Regions from separate parts of the Homo sapiens genome. Here region 2 is linked to region 1. A link is a loop called in an ENCODE intact Hi-C map of the cell type or tissue named here. Cell type or tissue: MCF 10A. All regions are shown on one strand.

Region 1 (8,000 bases):
TTTCAGTGTAATTTCCTGACAGTACAAAGAAAGCAGAGCCCACAATACTATGTTTCCCAATAATGTGTTTAATATTCCTTTTAAAACAATCAAATAAGTATGTAAAAAGTGAAACTGAGTAAGATTATTTAATTTTTTTTCAAAGAGTGAAATGACTAGCTAATATTTAAAATTCCCTAGAGTATTATCATCCCCCCCAAATCACCAAGTTTCATACTTTCTAACTTCAGAGTATTTAAATATGCCTTTGTCTACACCACAGATGGTACAGAGTTCTCTCCCTGCAAGGCTTTCAGATTTTTGAATTAAACTCAATCTCACACATCTTCACTTTACCTCTTAAATGTGACACTAAAAAAGGTGGAAAGCCACTCTAAGGTGGAACTGGTCCTATTTAGAATGAATAAATCTCATTGTTTTACTTTTTTCTTTTCTTTTTCCAGTGCTCATTCTTGGTCTTTTCATTCTATTTGTACCGTACACACTATCAGTTCAACAAATTTCATAAAACATTCTACCACATAGTCTTTGAGGTCATCGGCTATTAAGATGATCTCCCCACATCCATGAAAGCAGGGAGGGAAGGACTTCACTTCCTATGTCCTCATGCACAATAAAATATGCTGATGGTAGGCTGCCGCTCTAAAATTAATAACAGAGATGGGTTTATTTCTTCTGACTGCTTGGTATAATTCAATGCAATTGTAATACTTTTATGTTGGCCCTTTAGAAATATACACTCTGAAAGCAGAGATATTGTTAAATGTCACAATAACACATAATTTACAGGTTGTGATTAAAAATAATTAATAAAAAAAATTTAGCCAGGCATGGTGGTGGGCACCTGTTATCCCAGCTACTTGGGAGGCTGAGGCAGGAGAATTGCTTGAAGCCAGGAGACTGAGGTTGCAGTGAGCCAACACTCCAGCCTGGGCAACAGAGTGAGACTCCATCTCAAAAAATATTATTATTATTAATAATTAGCCTGTAATCCTAGCACTTTGGGAGGCCAAGATGGGAGGGTCACTTGAGGCCAGGAGTTTGAGAACAGCCTGGGAAACCTGGTAAGACCCCCATCTCTATAAAAAAAATAAAAGAATCAACTGGGCATGGTAGTGCATGCCCCAAGTCCCAGGTACTTATTATGAGGCTGAGATGGGAGGATCTCTTGAGCCTAGGAGTTGGAGGTTACTGTGAGCTGCGATTGCACCACTGTACTCCAGCCTGGATAACAGAGTGAGACCCTGTCTCTATATATAATAACAATAATAATAATACATAATAATAATTTGAAGTTACGGGGGAGCAGGCATAGATTAGGTGGGAAGATAAATAAAATTCATTGTTTATTATAATCATGTGATGAATTTATTATTAAAACTACACTAAGAAAGTACTTTCCCATTGATTACTTGGAAATTAAAAATATTGTTAAAATAAATGTTGTTCAATAATCATTAGCACATATCCTGCCATAATAAACATTTTGGAAAAAATGGCTACAGTACTGATTTGATATAATGACTGAAGAATTACAGTGAAAAAAACCTAGAGAACAGCAGACTTGTCTACGATCTTTTCAGATGTGCTAGTGTATATTTTAACTAAGTTTGAGATAATGCTGAGTAATTCATTATCAACATTACCACTTTAAATTAAAAGTTATAGATTGCTCCTCAAATAATTTTTTTTTAGTTTTTTATTCCCAATGAAAGCTTATAGAACAACTGAATAATTTTTTTTTAAAAAAGTGTGTTTAGTCAATATTTCTCTCCCTTACCATCATGGGGAATTGACCAGTAATTACTGCAATTGCCCAGTAATTTATGCACTAAAAAGACAAGATTCATTATGTAGGAAAGGAATTCATGATAAAAATCTTCAAATTTCTGCTATGTGTATATGACTGATAAAATAGATACATGATCAAATTGAAGGACATGAGAGAAACATGTGTCAATCTACAAAGAAATTACTTTCATTTGTCCATATGTAGGCTTGAAAAATTTTGCTCCACATACTATGCTACTAGAATATTTCTCCTATGCACTTGACTGCAAAACCTAAAGGAATGCATGTGAAAAATTAGGACTACAGGGTTGGGAGGGAAATTATTCTTGCCCCTTCTTTTTTTATTGATTAAAATTCTAATTTCTAACTATCTATCTAAATAATTACCTTGATTTAATTAATTTGGCTAGCAGCTAGCAGGAAATTGTGCCAAACACTAATTATTTATATTTAACTTCACTTATACTCTTCATTCTCTCATTTTTTTATTTTTATTGTATTTTCGAACCCCCTCCTCTGTATCATCATCTCTTTTCCATGTTAAAGCACAAAATGTCATTAAAATAAACGAGAAACTTAATTACTGGGAAATATAAAGTAAAGTGAGAATACTGAAAATTCCCACAGAGCCCTTATGTGTTTAGAGCCAATATACCACCCTGAGACGATAAAACTATATCAATCTGAGTGTATGTCATTAAATAATAATGTGATATTCTTCTATTTTGATGATTTAAACTATATCAACTCTCCTTTTTAAAAACAGCACTTTCTGAAATGACACCTACTATTACATAGAAGGCCTCTAGAATCTGTATTTATTCTAAACAGAATAAACAAATAAAAGACAGCATCTAGTATATGCACTTTGGATGTGAAAAAGTTCAGGAAGGTAGGTAAGAAGAATAACTTTTTAAACCACAGGCTTTTTGAGAAATAAGGAATCTGACAAGAGTAATAATGGTGATGATTCAGAAACTTTTAAGAGCTGAAGAAACACGCAACTTTTAAGATATAACCTATTAAGAATAAATTCTCTCTGAGCTAGCACTATACAAATCAGGTTATTGTAATATCTACATATTTCACTTGTTTCATTTTATCTGTAAAGATATAATGTTATATTTTTGAAAGTGATAAACAGAACTTTATCAATGATAATTATTTTGTGTTTAAAGATTTTTAAATATATTTTAAAATAATTATGCTTTTCTTCTAAATAAATATATTAAAATAACTGAAAGATCTTCATTTCTAAGTTTAATTATTGAATATTAGCTCTAGGGAAAGAAATAATGAAGTAAAAACTTAGAGTCCCTAACATAAGGCTTTAAAAAAGTTAAATGGTGAATACAAAAATACAAATATTGCAGGGAAGCAGTTCGTGTTAACATTTTACAATCTAGTTAGTGCACAATTTCAACTATAAATACCAGATTTAAAAAAAAAAAGAAAAAAAAGAGGCAACTACTCTATAGGCAGCATTCTTGTGTTTCCTGCACACATGTGTGCAAACACTACAGAACAGTGTTAGTTGAGAATTTAACATAACGTATTATTTAGCTTGCTATAACACAATGTACTATTAAGCATTTAAAATGACGTGTTATTATTTCCATCAAAATTCACTTGCACTATATTTGGTATTGAAAGGAGTGGAAAGACCATTTGCAGAAAGAGGAGGAGTTGAGCAGTCCCAAGGTGGAGCTGTCTCTTGTGTTATATGACACTGGCAGATTAAAACGCTCTGATGGGGAAGGGCTTAAAGGCTGAGTCAAAAGCCAAGAAGTCTCTTTATTTACGCCTACCTCCCAGCCCTTGGCAATCTGACTAATAACAAACTGAGCTAACAAGAAATACTAGAAAAGGAGGAAGGAGAACATTGCTGTAGCTTGGATCTACAACCTAAGAAAGCAAGAGTGATCAATCTCAGCTCTGTTAAACATCTTGTTTACTTACTGCATTCAGCAGCTTGCAAATGGTTAACTATATGCAAAAAAGTCAGCATAGCTGTGAAGTATGCCGTGAATTTTAATTGAGGGAAAAAGGGACAATTGCTTCAGGATGCTCTAGTATGCACTCTGCTTGAAATATTTTCAATGAAATGCTCAGTATTCTATCTTTGACCAGAGGTTTTAACTTTATGAAGCTATGGGACTTGACAAAAAGTGATATTTGAGAAGAAAGTACGCAGTGGTTGGTGTTTTCTTTTTTTTAATAAAGGAATTGAATTACTTTGAACACCTCTTCCAGCTGTGCATTACAGATAACGTCAGGAAGAGTCTCTGCTTTACAGGTAAGATGAATGTTTCCAGGCTTTTCTTATACTTATTTTTGCATTATAGTAAAGTGATTGAATTTGTATGTTCGCTTCCTTTAAATAAACAACTTTGCATTAAAGGATACTCAATTTCATTCTTGCTTACTGGCACAACTAACACTGGAGCAGATGCCTGTATTCTCTGAGAAGCAGACATTTAGTCTAACAGCTGGCTACAGAGAAGAACAAATATAATATTCCACTATTTCTTTTGCAACATGCAGTTTGTTGTTAGAAACTAAATATGTGTGCTTTCTGAAGGAAGGATCACTTCCAAATGCGAATGTTGAATTGCAAATATAAGCAGAATATTGAATAATTCTTTGCATTTTGTATGCTACTTATTTTCTGATTTGAAAATACGTATTCTCAGAAAACATGTCAATGAGTATCTTTTGACCTCTTTACCACTGTATCAGATATTGTCAGTAGAGAACCACTTTTCACATCTGTGTGTGTTTCTGAAAAGATTAGAAACTGTTTCCTAGCACGTTTTGAAGAGCATAAAATTCATACAGGATTTACAAAATAACAAGAGTTTATCACTGAAAAATTATTTACTATTTTCTCTGATGCTATACCTGGTGAAATAAATCTTATTCTTTCTTGGTAATTTATGAATAAGTACTTTTAGTGATTGTGGAAGCTAATCCACAAGTTGAAGACTCCAACTACAAGCTGCTTGTTTATAAACTCAGCACACAAAGCTGTTTAAAATCAAATTATTTACCTACAGAAAAATAAAATCTTCTAACTTTCCCTTTACACAGAGGCAGTATGTTGTTTTGTTTCTTCAGTTGCCTTTTGCCTTTCAGGAACTTTGTACTATATGTGTTTTCAATAAAACACTATGTTTTCAGGGAATGCAAGTTTACTTTCAGGATTGTTGATTGGGTTCTGGTATGTTTTACCTGATTGTGAATTTTAATTTGATTCAGTTACTGTTCATATTTCAAACAACAAAAATGAAAACTGATTACTATTTTGAAAAGTTGAATAGTCATAAGATGTGTTTATATTTCAATTTAGTTTATATAAGTTTAAAGTATAATATTTAAAGGAAGGAAATAAAATTAGATCTCATTAGAGCTATAAATGTTTACCTTGCATAACTGTCATTTAAAGGGCAAAACCTTTTTAAGAATTGCTGTTTCAGATGCATTTGTTATGTGTTTCAGGATTAGAATACGTGATGTTATTCTGAACCATCCTTTTTTTCTTTTACTGAATTTGAAATATCATCAAAAAGTTTAATATGGTACAGTTTGTTTCAGATTTCATTGTTTGCGACTTTAAGCCTTTTAATAAAGGCTTAAAGCTGCTTAATTATGTGATGACATTCCGTGCCCTAAAGACTGTTTCAAGACCTCATTAGGAAGTCATTTGCTAGAAGTTTATATGAAGCATTGTTTATTCTTTTACAACAGCCTGAAATGTGTGTTAAAGATTAATCTTGCTTCTTTAGTTTTTATCATTTCCACCTCATCTATAACGTAATTAAGAAGCAGTAAGCAATATACTGCTTCTAGAAATTCAATATTAAATATAATGATTTAAGTGAAATTTGAATGGTCACACTTAAGTGTATGTATCTGATACTATTACGCTTATACAAACTACCCTTGATTGAATAGTTAAAAGAGTTCTTATAGTACTGTACTTTATAACATGATCAAAGACGCATTTTCCTCAAGGTTTTCAAAATAAACAATAAAATTAGTATATATATATATATATAGCCAAAACCGAAGCAGGTTAAAACACAGACACAGTTATTAGATGTTATTGTGTGACACCCAGTTCAACAATATAAAGACAATGCATGCTACATGCGTACATGCATACACACATACACATATGCACACATACATTCTTTTATCATTTTTTACATTCCCTACAGTTCTCTATGCTTACGGCTAATAACTATGTAATTGTCTTTTACTATAATCCTCCAGCCTTAAATGTATGACCATAAGGTTAAAAAATATTTTCAAATATATAACTTTGCATCACAGTGAAGTATCAGTGCTCTAAGGCAGCATCTCTCTCATCTGTTAAAATGCAGGTTATTCATCAGATGTGAGCACAAATTTTATGATATAATATTTTAAATCCCCCTTGACCTAAATTTTATATTTTGAACACAATGCAAGTTAAAAGTCAGCCAGACTTGCCTGTCTGAGTATTAGGAAAAAAAAAAAAGAAACAAATGATGTAAATGCAGCAAGGTACCCATATTTTCATGGTAATCCGTCATTTGCTTTTTGGAGAAAAACCTATTATTTTGAAAATATCAGCTTCATCTCCTCCCCAGTTCTGCCCACTAAAGTCCCTTGCTATTGCGTTTTATTTTACAGAATCGGATTTCATCACATGACAACATGAAGCTGTGGATTCATCTCTTTTATTCATCTCTCCTTGCCTGTATATCTTTACACTCCCAAACTCCAGTGCTCTCATCCAGAGGCTCTTGTGATTCTCTTTGCAATTGTGAGGAAAAAGATGGCACAATGCTAATAAATTGTGAAGCAAAAGGTATCAAGATGGTATCTGAAATAAGTGTGCCACCATCACGACCTTTCCAACTAAGCTTATTAAATAACGGCTTGACGATGCTTCACACAAATGACTTTTCTGGGCTTACCAATGCTATTTCAATACACCTTGGATTTAACAATATTGCAGATATTGAGATAGGTGCATTTAATGGCCTTGGCCTCCTGAAACAACTTCATATCAATCACAATTCTTTAGAAATTCTTAAAGAGGATACTTTCCATGGACTGGAAAACCTGGAATTCCTGCAAGCAGATAACAATTTTATCACAGTGATTGAACCAAGTGCCTTTAGCAAGCTCAACAGACTCAAAGTGTTAATTTTAAATGACAATGCTATTGAGAGTCTTCCTCCAAACATCTTCCGATTTGTTCCTTTAACCCATCTAGATCTTCGTGGAAATCAATTACAAACATTGCCTTATGTTGGTTTTCTCGAACACATTGGCCGAATATTGGATCTTCAGTTGGAGGACAACAAATGGGCCTGCAATTGTGACTTATTGCAGTTAAAAACTTGGTTGGAGAACATGCCTCCACAGTCTATAATTGGTGATGTTGTCTGCAACAGCCCTCCATTTTTTAAAGGAAGTATACTCAGTAGACTAAAGAAGGAATCTATTTGCCCTACTCCACCAGTGTATGAAGAACATGAGGATCCTTCAGGATCATTACATCTGGCAGCAACATCTTCAATAAATGATAGTCGCATGTCAACTAAGACCACGTCCATTCTAAAACTACCCACCAAAGCACCAGGTTTGATACCTTATATTACAAAGCCATCCACTCAACTTCCAGGACCTTACTGCCCTATTCCTTGTAACTGCAAAGTCCTATCCCCATCAGGACTTCTAATACATTGTCAGGAGCGCAACATTGAAAGCTTATCAGATCTGAGACCTCCTCCGCAAAATCCTAGAAAGCTCATTCTAGCGGGAAATATTATTCACAGTTTAATGAAGTCTGATCTAGTGGAATATTTCACTTTGGAAATGCTTCACTTGGGAAACAATCGTATTGAAGTTCTTGAAGAAGGATCGTTTATGAACCTAACGAGATTACAAAAACTCTATCTAAATGGTAACCACCTGACCAAATTAAGTAAAGGCATGTTCCTTGGTCTCCATAATCTTGAATACTTATATCTTGAATACAATGCCATTAAGGAAATACTGCCAGGAACCTTTAATCCAATGCCTAAACTTAAAGTCCTGTATTTAAATAACAACCTCCTCCAAGTTTTACCACCACATATTTTTTCAGGGGTTCCTCTAACTAAGGTAAATCTTAAAACAAACCAGTTTACCCATCTACCTGTAAGTAATATTTT
Region 2 (8,000 bases), 140 kb after region 1:
TTAAAGAGTTTTGTTATTGTTACTCTTGTGCTTTTTGTGTTCATTTTTATTATTTAATCAACCTCTTTGAAGTAATAATTCATTTTTGTAATATTATTTTTCCATAAGTTCCAAGAAAGAAACAGGAGTCCACAGGGGTATTTTGACAAGGAGACTCACTGGGGGCAGGTACTACAGGGAGAATGGGTTGAAATGAATGAGATCAATGTCACAGATGTCTAAAGGAAGGAGGTTGCAAAGTTGTTCAATATGGAATATTTTTTCAACATAAATGCTGGGTATTGTGTAATATGATATTTCCTTGTAACCTCATAAAACATTAGTGATAAGAAAGAAATTAGTAAATGCATACAGAAATGGGATTGCTTATGTATACCAATTAAAGACTAAATAGCAGGCATTTCAGTGTAAACAATACTGGTGAGGAAAATCTGACAGCTAAGAATTTTTTGTTGTCGTTAGTAGCTCATTATGCTAAAATAAATCTCTTTAATTGGATGACTTTTTATTCTGGATAACTTAAGTTTTATTTTATTGGAAAATGTATAACTGATACAGCATAATGGTTAAGTACATGGGTACTAAAGAGAGATTGCAGTGACGGGGGAAGGGAGAGTCTATTCCTGGCTCTGCCACTCATTAACTGTCATCCCTTGGCCGTGCTACTTATTATCTTTGCCTCAGAACTCTTCTGAAAAACCAGGATAATGATACTACCTGTCTCGTAGGATTGTTTTAAAGATGAAATGTGTAAATATTCATAAAGCCCTCACGATGATGACTGGGGAATATTAGGCGCTGAAAGCTCCTATTTATTGGGAAAACCAATATTAACAACATTCATATCTGCACTAAATCCTCATTGAAATATGGGCTAACTAAATGCCTACAAAAAAGACTGCTGAGTAGAAATGTGGTCATAAAGTTAATTATCAATGAGTAAACAATTTATAATGATGAAGATAATAAATGTAATGTCATCACACTGAGGAAAAAAACAGTAGTCTTTACTTAGTAACTAGTACAATTATGAGTTTCTAACCTCACCGGATTTTTTCAGACTTTTTATCAACTTTTCGATGGTAACTTGAATGAGCATGTAAAAGTATGCTACAGAATAATGGAGAGGATGGAAATTAAATGGCAGTCTTACTCTTAGAGTTCAGAAACACACTTTGAGACATGAATGTGAGTGCAGATGGTTTATGTGGTAATCATGAAGAAAAGGAGAAATGAGAGAGATAAGGGGAGATAATCAATACAGTGTGCCTCCATGAGAAATTTACTGCTGTGGTAAACCTGGGCCCAGTCCCACTGGGGACCTTTAGAAATGTATTTAGAAGCCAACTTAGTGCTTGTCCACCTAAGAGTTGAAAGATCTGAGGTATCTGTCTACCAAGTCCACCCCATCACTCTCCCCACATGGTAATTTTCTAGCTCCTGCGGCTTGTCCTGTGTTTGACCAGACCTGCCCCTGCAGCCAGAGGCTGTACTCAGCAGAATCTGCCACTTGTTTTGTAAGAAAGAGCTTCTACTCCAGGCAAGATCCTTGGGTTCAGGCAAGATGGATGCCTGAATTGGCCTCATACTTTGGACAGCAGTGCATATCACAAACTCCTTAACACAAAGAATTAATTTTTCCTTTGGGGGCTCATATGAAAAATTTTTTGAACTTTGGTAACCTTTAAGCATGAGAGGTTTGGTATGGAATTCTGTGTGAGTGGAACTGAGCCCTCCCTGTCAGGGATGTGAGATTGACAGCACAGAAGTGAATGAGCAGGAAAAAAAATCACAGCCACTCTGTGAAGCCAGAGGATGAATATGTGTGGCTTCTTTTGCTGAACAGTGCAAATAAAAATAATTCATGGGAATAACAGGAAAGATGTTACCCAGTTCCAGACAATGCCTATGAGAAGAGGAATGGAATTTGTAGGAAAGAGAAATATGTTACTGGACTTGGAAACTTGAAAATAAAAAGGAACAAGCTACTATTTGGACAAGATATGTGTTGGGAAGATTTCAGGTTTGTCTGTGATTGTGGTAAGGCATTACAGCTGAGAGGTTTTAAAGTATCATGTTGGAATTAATTTAACATCTCCAGGCCAAAAGAAATGGAGCTTTTTTTAAGGAAAAATAATAATAATATAAGAGAGAAGGCAGAAAATACAGAATTTAGTTTTTGAGGTTATGGGTCATGTGGCCCAAAGAACTACATGTTTGGAAGTCAAAGTGATATTAAGAATAGTTCCAGTAATACACATAACTTGGAAAAATTAAATCTATGAAGAGTTGAAAGAATTCAAGATTAATTTCTGAGATTTTAATGGCACTGTATATTAGGCAGTTGGGATTGGGCAGGAAAGTGTGGATGTTTGCCAAAACAGAATGTAAATTTGTAGCTAGAGGTGGGGTGCAGTGAAAATTACTGAAGGAGCTGAAGTTGGAAGGGCTAAGATGGTGGGAACAGGGCTTGGAGCCAGGGGGAAAGCAAGACACAAGCCAGAGCTGAAAGAAGAGTGGGAATGGAGCCAAGGCTATTATTAAGACAGTAGAATGGAAGTTTCAGAGAGATGGGAAGGAAAGAGAGATGAGACTCAAATACAGCATTAGGGACTACACCATGGAAAGGGGTGGGAAAACAAGCCACAGTTATACAAACCATATGAGGTTCATTTTTCTAATAAGTAGACTTAAAGATACATGTAACAAAAATTAAAACAAAAAGGCCTAGGACAGACTTTCCTTCAGCATATAAACTGAGCATTCAATGGCCAACTGTAGAGGAAAGGCATACAGTTCATTCATCTATCATAGCTTTGTTTGCCATGATTTCATGTCTGTTTTTTCATTGTTTTATCTTTTTTGGATAATAAACACTTTTTTTTATTTGAGATGGAGTCTCGCTCTGTTGCCCAGGCTGGAATGCAGTGGTGCAATATCCACTCACTGCAAGCTCCACCTCCTGGGTTCACACCATTCTCCTGCCTCAGCCTCCTGAGTAGCTGTGACTACAGGTGCCCGCCACAATGCCTGGCTAATTGTTTGTATTTTTAGTAGAGACAGGGTTTCACCATGTTAGCCAGGATGGTCTCGATCTCCTGACCTCATGATCCACCTGCCTCAGCCTCCCAAAGTGCTGGGATTACAGACGTGAGCCACCATGCCCGGCCAAATAGTAAACATTTTTAACAACTTCTATCACATGTTCAATTTTTATACTATTGCATTTGCATAAAAAAGAAGAAATTAAAAAATGCACTAGATAAGAATGTAGTGGAAAATCAGTGTTAGGGAAAAGAGAGCAAGTTTTTTATGCTACCATCCATTTTTCCTGTTAAATTAATTAAAAGGAGGCTGCCAGCCTAAAGCTGTCTCTGTACTTTGAATTACTAAATAACAAACTGAAAACTATTTTAGTGTGTAAACAAACTAAACCCTAATTTAAGAGTATATTTTGTAATAAACTGCTGAATTTTAGCCAATCACAGGCAGTCAGTTGATCAGACCATGACCAAATAAGACAAATGCCTCATCACACCATGCCCAAGTAAGGGAGATGTATAGATGTAGCCAGTCAGGTGGTTTCTGTACTTTGCTTCCATGCTCACCCTATAAAAGCTTGCTGCTCATGCTGCTGGGCAGTGTTCTCTGAACCTCTTCTGGTTCTGGCTGTTGTCTGATTCATGAATTGTTCAACGCTCAAATAAAATCTGTTAAATGTAATTTGTCTAAAATTTATCTTTTAACATTTCTCACATTGGAATTCCTTGCCAAGGAAGTTAGACACACCTAGATGAAAGTACAAAGGGGAGACCAAGTACCAATTTAAATATAGCTGAGCAAGCACTCAATACTCCCTGTTTTGGAGAAAATTCAGTTTGAAAAGCTAGCTGAGTTGAAGACACTTGCATGAGTTTTTCTTTTTCTGAATCTAAGTTTCGAATTTTATGAAAAAAATCCATAAAACGTTTCTGGAAATCCGGAGTGAGATTTGGAGAATCTGTTGACCACATCCATTCCTGAAGCAAAGGAAGAGAGAGAGAGATCTAGGTAGCTGATTTTTAAAAAGAATAACCATGTGAACCAATTTTATCTGTTTAGATAGTGACTTGGTACTTAAACAATCAATTTTAAATGTATCTTTTCTTAGGGGAGGTGGCAAGCCTCTTAAGGCAGCAAGCAAAGCAGGGCCAGATGAAGGAAACAAAATAGGAGCTTAAAGTCCAGCAATACAATATTCATTCATGTATGTATTTATGCATTTAATAAATATTTATGAAGTGTCCATATGTGCCAAACATTTTCTTTTAGTTGCTGGGGACCAGATTCATTAGAAGCCAAGACAAGTCTCTATATAGGGAGAGTTTTCAACTCTAGTGGAAACCAACAAGCAAAAAAAGAAAATATCAGATATTGGAATATGCTATGTAGAAAGTGACTGACTTTCATGGAAGAGTGATAAGAAGACTTCCTTAGGTAGAACAGACACATAGCCTACTCCGAGGGTGTGGAAGTTTAGCTGATTCCTCAATGCTAAGCCAGCTAAAACATATACGAAGAAAGTATAGCAGGCAAAACAGTCAGCAAATTTAAATATATTATGATGAAGGAAAAGTTTTATTTGTTTTAGAAAGAGGAAGACAGCCAGAGCAAGAGGAATTCAGTAGCTTGAGGGGAAAGTAATGAGACATGGTTTCGTAAGAGTTGGCAAGAGCCTCAGAGGGCCCAGAAGAAAAGAGTGCCAACTGTCTACTTCATTCTAAGTTCATTGGGAAGCCTTTTTGAGTTTTAACCAGGTAAACAACACGGACTTCTATTTATAATCATTGGAATATGTGGACACCATGTACAAATAGATTCATCAAGCTGAGAAATTGATTTTTTATTAAAAAATACACAATTCATTTCAGAGCATGTCTTAACTCATTTATAATAGTATTAACAAAGATGTAAGTTAATGTTCATAACAATTTTAGGAAATGAGGAAAAAAAGAGTAACCATTTCAAAATGGTGTTTTGCTAGTCACTGCTTGTTTGCTTGGAAACCTCACTTTCCCCCAACTCTGCTCTGAGTTTCAAGGGATGACCCTTGTAAACTGTATTTCCTGGTTCCACTGGGAACTATCTTTCAGTTAAATTTCATCACTGGGATGCTCTGGAAGGAGACTGGAGGACAAAAGGTGAAGGAAGCCAAGGCACTATCTCCCTCTTCACTTCAGGTGACACCTCTGGCAGTGACTACATGCCCTCTCTGAGAAGCAACTGCTAGCTTTAGAATCCACCAGGCAGTTCAAGTTGCTGAGTTCTGGTAACATCCACTCCTCTTTTTGAACCTTGAGCCCAGTGGGTGAAGTACCTTAATCTGTTGCTAATTTGTGTTTCACCTTCTTGGCCATTGCATCTTTTTGCAACTGTCATGATTAGATTCTTCTATTGAATTCTCTCTATTTAATTATCTGAGTTGGATTATGTTTCTTTGGTTGGACCATGAGTGACATAAATTCCTACCCCTTCTTTGGCTTATTTCAATATAATATACTTCTAAGCTGATAATTAGGATAATGCTTTATATTTATAGAGCATTTTCACTATTATCTTACACAAGGAATTTGTATTTTATTTAATCTATTTTTATTTATAATGTTCCCAGTAAGAAGTACTTCCAGAAATAAAGATTCTAGACATTCAGTGTATTAGAGAACTGAACTTTCAGGTATAGGACTTATTTGGTCTGGCTGATTTGGGTCAATAATTTTGTGATGGAGATGAAAATGGATAGTAAGTCAACTTCTGTACTATAATTATCAAGGTGCAGAAATACCTACTTTTCAGATAAAGCTCCTGATGTTCTGGCATAATTGTGTTATAACAAATAAATTCTTTAATATACAACCAAATTTGGAAAATCTAATACTTTAAGACACACTTAGTTATTCATAACATATTCCTTATAGATTTTATCACATGCTCTTCTAATATTTAAACCAGGGTTGTTTAATGTTTTGAATGGTTTTATAATAATAAAGATTTTGAGTGGGCTGGTTGTGGAATGAAAGTAAAAGTTATGGAGAGGCTAGCAGAAAGCACTAAAATACAGAGAAACTAAGTGACACAGGTAGGAGAGTACATATCAGAAGAGAAAGGGAGATGGGAGGACACATTCAAGTAACATCTGTCATCATTAACTACTTACCTGCCTCTCCTCTCAGGCCTTGACTGCAAGTGTCATAAATCATTTAGCTTTTTATCACCAACTCCTAGAATAGGGACAGGCTTATGGTGATCATCAATTATCTTTGTTGACTGAATAAACTGAGAAAGCAGAAAATGTCTTTTCCTTCTTTCTTTCCTTCCTTCTTTCCTTTCTTCCTTCTTTCCTTCCTTCCTTCCCTCCCTCCTTCCCCCCTCCCTCCTTCCTTCCTTCCTTCTTTCATTTCTTCTTTCTCTCTCCATATATTTTTCATTTTTTCTTCCTCCATTTACATATACAAGCATGAGTTAAATTACATTCTACTGCATCACATGTATCTTTTCTGCATTTGCATTTAAATAAATATATAAAATTTAATTTTATGCTTTTGTGAGATTATCATTTATACCTACAATTCTTAAAACAACAAAGTTAATTTTTCTCTCCATATTGTTTGTATTGTACCTGCTTTATTAATGTAACCCTGGATGATATGAGAGTCAGTATAGAAGAATGGAAAGCATAGAACACTGAATTAGTAAACTTTTCAATCACATTCTTGTTCTGCCCTTTACTAGCTGTGTGACTTTAGATAAGTTTCTCTATCTGTCAAATGGAGACACTCATAATTGTCTCATGATTTTTGTAAGAACAAAGGAAATAAACGAAAGTTGCCAGGTAAATAATAAATGATATTTTGACTCCTTCTCCTTTAGTTCTCAGTTTAAACATCTAGTGCTTACAGAAGACTAACATGACTTTATTTCCTTAACTCCACTGTTCTACCCCTAGTAATATTTATACCTGTTAACTTCTTTTCCAACCCTCTGGAATTCTCCTTGACAGTACTCACTATTCTTATGACATCTAGCCCAATTACTGCCTTCCTTAAAGTTCCTTATATCAGAAACGACATGCATTGTATTCAGAGTATCTGGCAAGCATGTACTAGATACTCTAGATTTGTGTTGAATGAATGAAACAGTATTTAAGGTGATGTGTTTCCTTACCTGTTGCCCATTAGGCACCACCACTCTTTTCTAAAGCTAAAGATTATTTTTCCCAGAATCCTCCTCCCTGTATGTGGTTCCTAGTTGGAGTGTGCCAATAACAGGCGTTCACGTGTGATTTAGCACAAAGAAGTGAAACAGAAGCCATTATTTCTGAGAAGCAGTTGCATCCTGAAGCTTATGCAGAGGAGAGATTTACAGCATGTCTCCCGGCTCTTGAGAACTATTTACTTCATCACTGCAACCTAAGTAGTTGGTAGGACCTCCTTAGAGAATCTTGGCAACTGCAGAAATTTACAAACTAGCTCCTGAGAAACAGATTTCACTGCTTCAATTTGACAACGTTGGTGTGAAATCCTCTATTGTGGAAGCTCTCTTCACTACCACTCTCTTGATCTTTCAGTGGTTTTAAACCCCTAATATTATCCTAAGCACCTTTTACTTGATTAAACAGAGTGGCTTCTGACTTTTTATATGATTTTTTCACTGGCACAGGTGCTTCACAGAGTAGTAATAAACTAGTTAATTTTAAACAGGAGCCAAAGGTGAAATTATTTTCAAAAAGAGTACAGGAAAGTCATAATGTCAAATTCCATTTCTAGAAGCAGGTACATACAGAGCTCTAAAATTTTTGCAGTAAAATAAAAATGGAAGCAAAAACGGCTACAAAAATCACAAGATTATGTCACATAAAACAGTTTTCAGGTGCCGCATAACCATTCATCAATTAAGACCACAGATATATTTTCTTCATATAGCCTTCAAAAAGAAAGACTATTAGAAATGATAATTCTTGATAT

What was found. Peaks named below come from ENCODE experiments on the same cell type or tissue, not always from the same donor. Only the 100,000 strongest peaks of a DNase experiment are listed, where the experiment ranks them.
Region 2: it touches region 1 in a loop (3-fold over the local background); 1 of 110 quality-filtered maps calls a loop at or near these places.

The regions. Positions count from the first base shown.
Region 1 is chr13:85,795,001-85,803,000 of GRCh38, reverse strand. It overlaps SLITRK6 (SLIT and NTRK like family member 6), which reads left to right and starts at 3,582. Exons shown (of 2, transcript NM_032229.3): 1 at 3,582-4,087; 2 at 6,469-8,000. The coding sequence starts at 6,493. In MCF 10A, no CTCF peak of the experiment used is centred here; a DNase peak (open chromatin) is centred at 3,560.
Region 2 is chr13:85,656,370-85,664,369 of GRCh38, reverse strand. No RefSeq gene overlaps it. Among named protein-coding and RNA genes, the nearest start is that of SLITRK6, 140 kb to the left of the region's middle. In MCF 10A, no CTCF peak of the experiment used is centred here; a DNase peak (open chromatin) is centred at 4,699.